2 separate regions of the Homo sapiens genome follow, and region 2 is linked to region 1. The links are chromatin contacts, found by Hi-C in ENCODE. All regions are on one chromosome and are shown on one strand. The core of a region is the stretch at or near the end of the contact, and the rest is flanking DNA. Distances in the headings are between cores, read along the strand shown.

The links. A loop is a pair of places that touch in the nucleus more often than their neighbours do. Pooled maps may share reads with other maps.
Region 2: a loop to region 1 is called in a map of aorta, with 3 times the contacts of the local background. The contact joins two enhancer-like sites. A Hi-C loop is called at or near these places in 3 of 168 maps with a recorded cell type or tissue (aorta, left colon and sigmoid colon), 1 of 37 single-sample maps with no recorded cell type and 6 of 50 pooled maps.

Annotation. Positions count from the first base shown.
Region 1 is chr18:45,011,928-45,017,673 of GRCh38, reverse strand. The region is part of intron 4 of SETBP1 (SET binding protein 1); the gene reads right to left. Among named protein-coding and RNA genes, the nearest start is that of MIR4319, 45 kb to the right of the region's middle. Within about 2 kb of position 1,398, at least 8 of the 41 ENCODE cell types and tissues checked have a DNase peak (open chromatin) inside an H3K27ac peak, as active enhancers do.
Region 2 is chr18:44,823,315-44,829,916 of GRCh38, reverse strand. The region is part of intron 2 of SETBP1 (SET binding protein 1); the gene reads right to left. Among named protein-coding and RNA genes, the nearest start is that of MIR4319, 140 kb to the left of the region's middle. RefSeq lists an enhancer at 1,993-4,397. Within about 2 kb of position 3,261, at least 24 of the 41 ENCODE cell types and tissues checked have a DNase peak (open chromatin) inside an H3K27ac peak, as active enhancers do.

The sequences.
Region 1 (5,746 bases), core at 149-2,648:
TGCACTTTAAAAGAAACAAATTAGGTGGCAGTGTTCATTAGTAACGAGGCAGCACTTGCCAAAACATTGATAGCCACCTTTACAGCCACCTCTTTGTCTCTGTCACCAGTGGAAAACCATATCCCAGTCCCTAAAATTGCCCTTCCCTGCAAAGGTCCCTTCCTTCGGAGGAGTTTCTCAGATGCCAATCCATAATGCAGCTAAGTGTTCACAGTGGGCACAGGACTTTGGAGTTGCAGGTCCTTAGAGCTGGAGGGGGTCTTAGTGATCATTTTCCTGCCAAAAGAGGCTGGGGCCACCCAAGGGGACACATTTTGCAGAGTCCACAGTTTTGCCCTATGTTGGCCATATTTACTGGAGGGTGGGGTCTGGAGTTGTGTGCCTCAGGTCTGCTGTCAGCCAGTTTCATCCTCCTTCCACTCCTTCTGAGAAAGTGTGTCGTGCCCAGACCACCTGGGCCTGGGTCCCTCTTCCTGTTTTTTTTCTAGCTCTCCAAAGCCTGGAGCACTGGCTGTGTGGTTGTGGTGAAAATCAATTCAGAGTCCTTTTATCTCCACATTAAGCCTCCATAGCCAGCTGTTTTTATATGGAAGTCCCCACAGGCTGGGCCCGGTCTAGTGACCATTTGCAAGAAAACAAAGGACGAGACAAAAAGGCTGATGATGGCAGTTTTTAGAGGTGGGTACAGCAATTCCAATGGAGGGGGAAAAATTAAAAGATGACACTTCCACGCAGCCGTGAAAGGAGACGGAGGAGTCCTTCCTCTCCTTGAACAATAAAAGGCTCCTGCTAATTTTTACCAGAGTCGGCTCTGAAAACCTGCCGTTGACTGTGAGTCACTGGCCCTCCGGGGAATAGGAGGTGGGGAGGTGGGGAGGTAGGGGTGGGGGTGGAGTGAGAGCTCTCTGTGTGTGTGTGTGTGTGTGTGTGTGTGTGTGTGTGCGCGCACCAATGTGTATAATCTCACAGTGCCCAGAGCCCTGGAGATCCTGGAACACTTCAGTAGCACAGGCCAGATTCATTAAAAACCCTGGCTACAGGCCAGCAGTTAAAATTGAAGCAGCATATTTATTGCATTTTGTTCAAATAAATCTGAAAACGTGTGAATCATATTCCTTGGAGAGATTGGGAGAAGAAGTAAACAACATCAGGCTAATACTTACAAGCCGTGGCGGAGAGAGAACAAAGATACAGAAGGTTCCGCCGCGACAGGGAACTCTGTGGGATGCTCCCCCTTCCTAGGTGGGGGCTGAAGGGGTCCACACTCTCCCCCACCACTTTCTCTATGGGCTGGGTCCTGACCTTGGTGTCACTTTAGGGCATGGGCTCTGCTCTCTTCCCTGGGTTTCTCAGTTGCACCCTGGCTTAGCCCGCCCTGCTGTTCTCCTAGACGCTGTGGCTGCCATCCTGCTTTCTAATGGCAGCTGCAGAAATTACATTCAATCATGAGTTTTCCTAAAATAGTGTATAAGGGAAAACCTCCCCCACCCTCACCAGCCCCGTTCATATGAAATTCGGCAACAGCTCAAACTAATTGTTTGCCTCTAGAAAGCAAAATAAAGTAGCTGGTCAGCTCTATCATGTACGGGCTGTATTTTCTTTTGTTGTTTGTTTTCTTTCAGTGATGCTAGGGTGGATTGTCTGTTTAGGAAGGAACCTCCTTGTGGGTGGAGGCTGCATGTAGGACTTTTGGCCTCAGTTTTCTGAAGTGTAAAATGGTAATACTTCTTCTCATATGGTAATTATGAGGACTGAATACATGTGACATCTTGTAAGAGCATGTAACTCAAGAACAGAATATCCCCATGACTAAATGTCAAATCTCTTATCCTTCTCTCTGTAAAAGAAATGATTTATGGGCATATGTATGTCATACTTATGATCTATTTTTCTCTGTTCACCCCAAGATAGTTTCTATAACACAATTTTGCCACTGACTCCCTCCCTCATTGCCTTTTATCACACATGTGCTTGTTGGTGTGAAACATTGATAAAGGTAGATGCACAGGCATAAAGTGTAATCCAATATTCTTCTCTTACTTCTCACAAACACGTTTGTGAGATGTTTAGACATCTCTAAAAACCCTCTGACCTTCTGCCAGTTTTATCAGGCTTGGGGCATGAGTGGATGTTTGGAGGCATGCTGAGGGTCACCCGAGAAAGGCAGGTGCATGTCTGTTGTATTTTAAGGCCCTGCGAAAGGTTAAGTGTGCTTCTAAGCACCTTATACCTATTCACTGTAGTTAGGTTCTTAGGTGAAGATTTCATGGTGATGGAGGTAAAGGTAGATCAAGACCTAGGCAGCAGTTGCCAATCCATAGATCTGGCAGAGGGGGCAGGTTTCTGAATTGGGGCCAAAATGTGAGATGGCCTGACACACCTCACCTGGTGGAACAACCCATCTTGCCCAGACCCCTAGAGTAGAGAGTGGAAATACGACTTTTGAGAAGTTGATTTTATTCTAGTACCTTGATACCTACTCCATCTCATTGTTGAGGCTCCCCCTCTTCTGCTCTGGCCAGGTTTGGGGTCATTCCTTTCTACTCACTGTGCCTTGGACCCCGAAAAATCTAGGGCAAGTTGATCTAGCTCCAAGAACATCCTCCCCAAGCCCTGGCATGCTCGCCACTGATCAGGAATCCCCTGATGTGGAGGCAGAGAGTCCGGAGCAGGCACCCCACTGGCTGTTTGAAGCATGCATTCCAGTTCCTGAAACTCTTTATCTCACACACTGTGCTGGTAATAGGTATAGCCAAGACTTCAATTGCAGGTACATCATGCTAAGGCACTCTCTAAGACCTTTTCATGTATTATTTAATTATTAATTATTATTTATTTAAATATCATTTAATACAACAAGTCTATTTGTTGGAGCATTATATTCATTCTCATTTTATGGAGGAGGAAACTGAGGCACAGAGAAGGTAAGTGATTCACCCTTTATTACCACAACTAGTAGGTGGTAGGGTCAGATTTTGAATGCATGCAACCTGGCTACAAAGTCTTAACCACTAAACAATGCCATACGGTCCTTGTTTCTTGACCCTGTCAAGAATCAGACATTGAGTTCCCTCGATGTTTTTGTTTCCTGAGTGTGTGCCAGGAGGAAATTCAGCAAGCCGTCCCTAGGCCAGAGCACTTTCCCAGTTAAACAACAGCATATTTATTAATTTATTCCATTCTACATGAACCTGTCTCTGGCTGTATGGGCTTAAATTGAAATGCGCTGCCCTGATCCAACAGCAGGAGGATGTAATCTGAATTATTTCTCCCTTGCTGGGGAATGTGCCCTGAGTCACCAGCACAGATTCCTCCTCCTTTGCTTCTTTCCTGCAGGGTGGCAGGTCAGAGCTAGAGGAAGTCTGTGGCCCACAAACTAAACCAGTCCTAACTAGATGGCCTGGGCTGAAACCGATTCCTCTGATCTCCACCTCCTTGCTATGGACAAGCTTTCCCTATGAAGCTCAGCTGTTTCTTAATGGATGGGCACAGGCTGTTTTACTACCTCCCTCAGCCTACATTCTGGCTGCTGATTGTACAGCAGGCACTGGCTTTCCACAGCCCTCCCACCTTGGAGAATTTGAGTCCCAATGCTCAATGATTCATTTTGCTGTACTGTCTCAGAATTCAGAATTTTTTTTTTTCTGCCGAACATCCTTTGCTTATTGAATGAAAGAGTGAATGGATTATTGAATTAAGGCAGAACCTGAGAAGAAACCAAGTTGTTTAAACACATCTGTGTATTCCCAAGTGTCTTGGACACCACATGCCTTTTCCTGAAAGTAAATTTAAAAACACAGCAGAAAGAAACATGGTGGGTGAGTTTTGTCTGTCAACCACAACCGTCAGAGCTTCAGACTTCATGTCAGGATTGGGGATGCCTGGGAACTGACACAGGGCACAGCCGCTCAGTGGCTGCTGCTCAGAAACAGTCAGGGCTGGGTGTGGTGGCTTATGCCTGTAATCCCAGGACTTTGGGAGGCCAAGGCAGGCGGATCATGAGGTCAGGAGTTCGAGACCAGTCTGGCCAATATGGTGAAACCCCATCTCTACTAAAAATACAAAAGTTAGTCGGGCATGGTGGCAGGCACCTGTAGTCCCAGCTACTTGGGAGGCTGAGGCAGGAGTATTGCTTGAACCCGGGAGGCAGAAGTTGCGATGAGCCCAGGTCACACCACTGCACTCCAGCCTGGGTGACAGAGCAAGACTCTGTCTCAAAAAACAAAAAACAAAAAAAAAGAAAGAAAGAAAGAAAGAAAGAGTCAGAAACAGTCAGATATAATCCTAAATGGTCTGTGTCTGTGTCTAAATGGACTCCAGCTCTACAAACAGGCCTTTGTTTGTTTGAGAGCAAATTCCCACTGGGCTGAGGCAACCGGATTTTCCTAGCATCCTTCGTGGTGTGTTATCAAAGGTAGAGCAGGTAGGCAGGGTGGGGCCAAGGAGGTGAGCTCTGGGTCCCCCCATGTTATCTCAGCCTCCAGGAATGGCAGGAGGCTGCAGGGCCTGGGGCTGGCACAGACTCAGCATCCTGCTCTCTACTGTGCAGACACCACGGGGCTCAACCTGGAGTTTGTGTGAGGTGGTTGTGAGCTTGACAAAGCCATCACCTTGCCTTTCCTAAGTACTGACTCTACTCCTGTCGCCTTCCAGGACTGCAGTGCCAAGTGTATTATGCATGTATTTTAAAACATTTGACTAAATCTAGGAGTTACAAAGTATAGCTTTATGACATGGCTATACTCTGTAATGGTGAAGTCTGGGCTTTTAGTGGTAATTTTTCATCCCTCGTCCCTCTCCCACTCACCCACCCTTTCAAGTCCTCAATGTCTATCAGTCCACAATCTATGTCCATGTGTACATATTATTTAGCTCTTGTTTATCATAGAGAACAGGCAGTATTTGACTTTCTGATTCTGAGTTACTTCATTTAAGATAATGGCTGGTAGTTCCATCCATTTTGCTGCAAAAGACATGATTTTATTTTTTTTATGGCTGAGTAGTATTCCATTGTATGTGTGCATATATACCACATTTTCTTTTACTTCCTGTATTTTATGATGCTTTGACAAATCCTGCTGATCCTGGAGAGATGGCTCCTCCCAGGGCTAGTGAATTCCTAGAGCTAGCAAAGGACTCCCTTGAGAATGCATCTTTCACATGCAAAAGAACCAATCCAGAGCCCACATCTACCAACCAGTTCCTTTATGAGGCTCTCACAGGATGAGTCACTATTCCCCACACTCACACCACCCCAGGGCAAGGTACCAGACAACTGGGGGCAATCTCTACACCCTGGAGGCCCCTGAAATTATTCCGACTAGCCAATCCGAAATCTGCCTCCCCAGCCTCCCCGATTCCATCCCATGATAACCACAATACAGGTTTTTGTCCCCACTTTCCCTTCATCCTTTTGCCTCTTGATTGACCTAGTTCTTCCCCCAGTGGCCCTGCCTGGTGTGCCATGCCTCCTGTTCCCAGGAATACTGTGAGTATAAAAAACTCTTCCTTCATGACGGTCATTCCATAGTGCATCTCTTACCATATATGATTCAAACAAATCCTGACTGCATTGTATCACACCAGGATTCTGTCTGTCTCTCTTCAACTCCCCTGGGTCAAGCCTGGAGAATTATGAAGAAGTCCCTCTTCTAACATTTCTTGAGCCCTCAATATAAGGTAAGATCTTTATTTTACTAGGATCTTTTCTTTTTTTAAAGAAACTTCTCTAGAGTTTCTAACAACA
Region 2 (6,602 bases), core at 2,012-4,511, 190 kb after region 1:
CCATCAAGTCTCATTTTCCCCCTGACAAGAAGGGTTAGGCAATGGTAAATAATGTGGATACGTAGAAGGATCTGAGACATGCAAAATATACTTTGACAACAATCTGGCCTTGAGCATGGCCAAATTTTATAAGTGGGACTGTGCCACATCAAAGAGATTAAAGACAAGGACTCAATCAACTGACCGCTTTGCCCCTCCGTTATAGAATTTCATCCTGATTTGATTTTTAGAAATCTTATTTGCACCAGACCACTAATTTCTACTATAAGGTTCCTTTCCCACATTTTTTATGAGCAAAATAGCAGACACACAGTAGGTGCCTAATGATGAGTTGAGATTAAAAATGTCATGTTGCCGAAACAGAACTGATCATGGTCGGCCTTCTTCTTGATGGAAACCAGGATATAACTAGACTCAGGATTTCATTTTACTAATTTTTATTCATCTTAAGCAGTTTATTTTTTCAAAAAACATTTAAGTATTTTCCGTTGTTCAGCTGACTTACAAGTCTAAATAAACTCAGTTTAGATACACTTTATCAGCAAAATTTCGTCTTTTCAATAGAATTATACTTGACCAAAAAAAATTATTCACAGGCGTCAATGCAATAGGGCAGATCAGTAACATGTATACGATGTTCTGAGCTTGCAATCTTGAGAAACAAGAAGGTACACCAACAACCAAGTTTATAATAACACTTTAACGTCTAATCTGCGGATTCAGAAAACCCACATGGACCCAAACAGGGCTTGTAGTGGGAACCATTTCTCTTCACTCTAAGTCACTCCCACCATTAAATGGAGATTGACCTTAGGGAATTGGGAAGGAAACTTTCACTGTTTTTCACTCTTTTCCATTTATCTGGTAGATGTAACCAGAAAAATGTCTTGTCTTAGCATGAGCTACTTAACAAAATACCACAGACTGGGTGGCTAAAACAACAGAAATTTATTTTCTCCTAGTTTTAAAGGCTGGAAAGTCCAAGATCAAGATTATAGCAGGGTGTAGTGTCTGCTGAGAGCTCTTTTCCTAGCTTGCAGACAGCTGCCTTCTCCCTGTGTCCTCACATGGTGGAGAGAAAGCAAATGAGTTCTGTAGTGTCTCTTCTAATAAATGCACTAATCCTATCAGCTCAGGGTTCCACCCTTATAACCTTACTTAACCGCAATTACTTTTTCACTCTGAATACAGTCACATTGGGAGTTAGGGCTTCATTGTCTACATTTGGGTGGAAGGGAACACAATTTCCTCCACAGCAGCCCTGTAGATACAAAGCACAAGTCAGCAGAAGCTTCTTCTCTTTTTGTCTCTCCTTCCATCATCCACCCCCTTTCTGTACGACCCTTCATATTATACAGGATAGGAAAAACAGTCAATGTTCAAGAAATAATTTTCAAAATAATTTAAAACAGATTGGAATAGATAAAAAATATCTCATTCCCTCAGCTGCCCCTGAAATCACCATATTCAAAGAGACATCAAGTTCAGTAGTATCTGAATTTTCATCTACTACATTGAATAATGACTGATGGTTCAAGAACCATTGCCAGAGCTGTCAAGACAGCACATGTGGCAGCTCACAGATCCTGAGTCCCTTTGTTTTCATTGCCATGTGACAAGGCCATGGATAACCTGTTTCACCGCATTTCAACATAACGGAACTTCCTAACTGGAGATCCCTGGGGCCCTGTCAAGAACAATCAGCTACATAAATTAGAGACCACTGTGCTGATCTTTTTTTTTTAAACCAGTGACTTGAAGACAACAAAGGGACATTTCAATCATAGTTTGAACAATGGCAATATTAAGTGCATAGTGTCACGAGAAGAACACTTTGAGAAGTGAATACATTTATGTGAATGTATAATAAAGTCAAGTTTGTGTTTTGAAAAGCTAGTCTCTTAATCTCTCTTGCTTTGGACAGCAGTGTTACCACCTTTCTTAATTTCAGATCATCAATAAAAGGTTCTGAGCATGACTAGGCTTGAATAGGCACTGGTTGGCCATATTTTGCTTTTCTTACTTTTCTTCATTTCCCACCTAGGGAACTACAGGGAAAGTGTGGGTACCCATGGCAGAGCTGGTTGAAGGCTTAACAGGGTCAACAAATGTGGCACGTGCAGAGTGTACAATACTAAACCTGTGCCATTTTCAGAGACTATATTTTGACTATAATGCTTTGATCGCCTAATGTTTCTATAAAGTATGCAGTTTCTCTTTTGGTATGAACTTCCTCACCCAAGAAGAATAAGGTTTGTTAACTCTAGCTGAAAATGCCAGTCCTCCATGGTTTGATTGATAAGGCTAAGGCCCAATATACCTGCATCTTCCCAAACCCTAGCATAGGGGCAAACCACAAAAGACCGTCAATGATATACATTTGATAGTGAAGATGTATATGTTGCAATGAAGAAATGAGTGAATGAGCTATCATGGGGGCTGTCTGACATGTCAGCTCAATATTCAGAACCGACCTATTCCAAAGTCTAAGAACAACAATCAATATAATTTCTATTAAGAAATTTAGAGCAAAGAGAATGAACTGAATAACACAAGCGTGTCTCTAATGACACGTCTATGGGCAATTCTAGTCTAGTGAGGAAGGGGATGCAGTTAGAATCCAACTGTCCCACCATCGTCACAAGCTTTTGTTTTTGTTTTGCTTATTTTTCTTTCGGAAACTATATTGGGAAGTTCCTTAATTAGAAGCTCCCTGATTTCCTACCATAGAATCTAGGAGAGCATTTTTTTACAAGTTTCTTTTCTTTAAAAAGAAAAAGACATTTGTCATCAAATAGAACATGTCATCACCACTAGTGAGCCCTATGCTTATGCTACCACACTGATTGCATCATGAACTGAGGTACTTCAGTAAGCATTTCTGGGGCCAATCAAGTGAGGGAGAGAAGCTCTCCCATGGCATTCTTAGCCTGCATTGGATATAAAGAAGAAAGCTCAAGAAACTGTAGTTTCCCTCTGTGGCCCTTTTGTGGGCCCAAAGCAGCTATTAAGGATCCTTGGTGTTCCTGGATTATGTGCTAAACAAACCAATGTTTGAACCACAGAAGGGCCAGGCTGAGGCTGGTCTGGTCTGCAGGGGCCTCCTTTGTTTGGGGGTTGGAATCATTCCTTGGTTCCTTTTCACTACTCCTCCCCACCCGCAGCTCCTTCCCCTCTCCCAATTCATTCTTTAAGAATTTATCCTGCTGCTTCTTTAACTCAGCATGTGTCTGGGCAGATGTCCAAGAACGCTCCCTTCAACAACGACAACAACAGGAACAGGAAAAAAAAAATCCTCCACTTCAATTCAGTCCTCCCTGCTCTTGCTAGCTCTCCCGTCTCTCTCCTGGCTTTTAGCAGCTCATGATTGATAATGCCCCCAACTCTCTCACCCTGGGACTCCACATGCCTTTCTGCTGAACAACACCTTCTCTGTGAGGCAACCTGGGAGCCCAGCCACTGGGCCCTGGAACCCCCTTGGGGTCTTTTGAGAGAGAAAAAAAGAAAGGCCAAAAAGGGGCCCTAGATGGGGGCAGACCCAACAGGTACAAAGCCACCAAAGAGCTGAATGCAATGAGCTTTTGTGCGAGGGCCAGGGACTGACGGAGGTGGAGAGAGGCAGGAGAGGCGAAAAAGGGGTGAAAGGGCAAGAGGGTCTTTCCATACCTCTTTGCCACCCATTTCTTTGCCCCAATGAATGAGAAAGGCAACCACAGTGAACCTCCAAAGGACCAAGTATATTTTGAACCAATGAAAATCATTACACTAGAACTTTCCTTTGAACTCTATTGGCCTCTGTTGACCTTCCTTGAGAGACGACATGACATTTTCAATCACATTTAGTTACAAAAAGATTCATCTAATATTTATTGAGAACCTACTAAATTCCAGGTATTATGCAAGTCGTTTGCTTATGCATTTAACTCTTGAAACATCAAGGTACTAGTCACTCTTTATTAGCAGATGAGAAAATCGAGGTGTAGAGAGATTAGTTCCCTTATCCTGTATCACACAGTTAGTAGGTGACAGTGTTGGGAACTGAACTCAGGTCTTGTAATACCAAGGACCATACTTATTCCGCACTACTCTGCTGCTACAGTAAACTTTGAGAAATAAAAGAAAGACTGAATGAAGAGCTCCCGGCAAAGACAAGGACATTATTATTATTCTAGTATTTTTATTTGTACTATCCATTAATTCTGCATCAAGAAATCTGCATCATCCATAAAACTACTTTTCTCCTTTCTCATCAAAACTATCTTGGAATACAAAGGTCAGGTGAAGATTGTCCCAATGTTGATAAACCACATTATCTAATTTTACTTTATAAATGTTTTCTTGGATATCCAATTTAACATTATATCCTTTACATTTCAAGAGGGGCAGTTTGAAAGCCTTTGTCTTTTTTAAAACTGCTCTTAAAAAATATTATCTACTATATAAGAGACAATTCTTTTTTAAAGATACTTTTAGAAAAATTGTGTGCCTTTTTCACTGGATGAAAAAATATTCTGATAGATAAACCTGTGCTCTCGGTTAAACAAAAACTGTCATATAAGATGGATCCCTTCTCTTTCTGGCTTCCAGCAAACACAGCCCACATCAGTCCTCCATGTAAAAGATCAGAGCCTTGAAGGAGCCAGGTAGCTCCCAGTCCTTTTAGATAATCTCTGCTTTGCTTTCCCCCTAATTGCTGAATTTTTATTACACTTGTAAACCTCTGAAATTCCCTTGGAAACAGGCAAGACATAACTCTAAGATCTATCCCAGTCTAACTCCAAGTCTAGCACCATAACTTGAAACATTAACCTTAATGCCCCCAGGTGGGGATAGAGCAGAATAAGATACAGCAAGTTCCTAAGCAGAAGTGAAAAAAGTAACTCTATATGTTTAGGTGAATAATGTGCAGGAGAATCTGCACTCCACTCTACCGGGAGCAGAGGTGGGAAGCAGCTACTCCAAGTAAGAGCAGGAGAGGAGCAGTCGCCATGGCTGCAGCAAGACCAAGACTTTGCTCCTTTATCTTCCTGCTTCAGGATTTCCCTCCCTTACCTACTTGCTACGATGACCCACTCCCTTTCTTCATCTGCTTCCCTAGGCAATCACCACTTCCTTCCCTTCCTATTGCTCTCTTTCTTCTGCCCTCCATTTTCCTTCTCTTCCCATCCCCTTCTTTTTTTCAATTGCATTAAAAGGGCAATTCCCTGGGGAAAAGAAAAAGAGGAGACAGCCAAAAGGTTGTAACTTGTCATTTAGAAAATTATTCTGCTAATGTTGAATATTAATGGGTCTTTTAAAATGAAAGATACACACCTCTGGCAGTGTTATGTTACACCGTCAGAAATATAGAGGCGCAATCAGGAAATCCATCAGCAAATACCTTTGGAGCATTTACTTTATGCAAGAACTGGGTTAGTGAGGTGATATTGTTAAAATTATGAATAAATTTTAATGTGGACCCTTACCACAGAGAGAATAGAATCGAGTGAGATATACACATATGCCACATTCAATAACCCAAGTGAATCATACAAAACCCTATATAGATCCCATGTTATGTGCAGTAAATAAGCAGGTATCAGGGTAGAGTGCTAGAGACTAGATGGGCACCACCGAACTCTCAGAGGCAGGGTGCACTGTTGGGTGGGCTCAAGGAAGGGTAGCTTGAGATGAGCTCTGAAGGATGGTTGAACTTTGCAGAGAAGCAGCAGAAGAGAGCTGCAGCCTTAAGATTTATGCCCCTGCCCTACCCCCACCAAACACAGACACATAACACAGATGCATATGCATGCACACACACACAGGCAGCCACTTCTCAAGTCAAGGTAACTGGTCTTAAGATTTGGGCAGGAGTGAAAAGAAGTTTGAATGGAGGTTAGGGTGAGAATGAGTAATGTCTCCTGTCAAGACACTGAACAGTCATCCTCACAGCCACCTGGGATTACTGCCATGGTTGGTATGAAGCCAAAGTGCTCATACATGAAGGATTCACCAACTATTGTTTTCTCTTAAATTCAACTAATCCCATAACCAAATGGTTTTAACCTCACTGCTCACCTCAAGAACTTACCACAACTAAGCAGAACAATGAGGGTGGGAATGAAAGGAGTAAAATCATTTCTTATTTGTGAATCAAGGGGACTGATCTCACAGATCTTTGGCTCTCCTATATATATCATCCCCCTTTCTACTGCTTTGCCACTTTAGCTAATAAAGATTATTTCTATTTCTTTATTGCACAAAAGCCCCAGGTCTCATAAACAAGGGGTCTGCTCTGCATCGAGGTTTGAACTTCCTTGACCTGAGCATAAGTCCTGTTCTAGAATATTTTTCTCCCGGTATGTGGGAGTCCCTAAGTCAGCAGCTCGTAAGCCTGAATAGAAGTGAGTCCTCATCACAGAGCAAGTGTTTTCAGCACCAAATGATAGAGCTAGGCATAAGAAATAAATGCCACCTATTTCCTGCTGAATCATTTATTTGCTTTCTGAAAATATAACTGCTTATTGTTAGAGCAGAGAGGGAGAAGCTATCATTGGTTTTTGTTTCATTTGGTATTTTCCTTCAGATGGATGAAAGCATGGATCTTTTTCACTAGTATCACC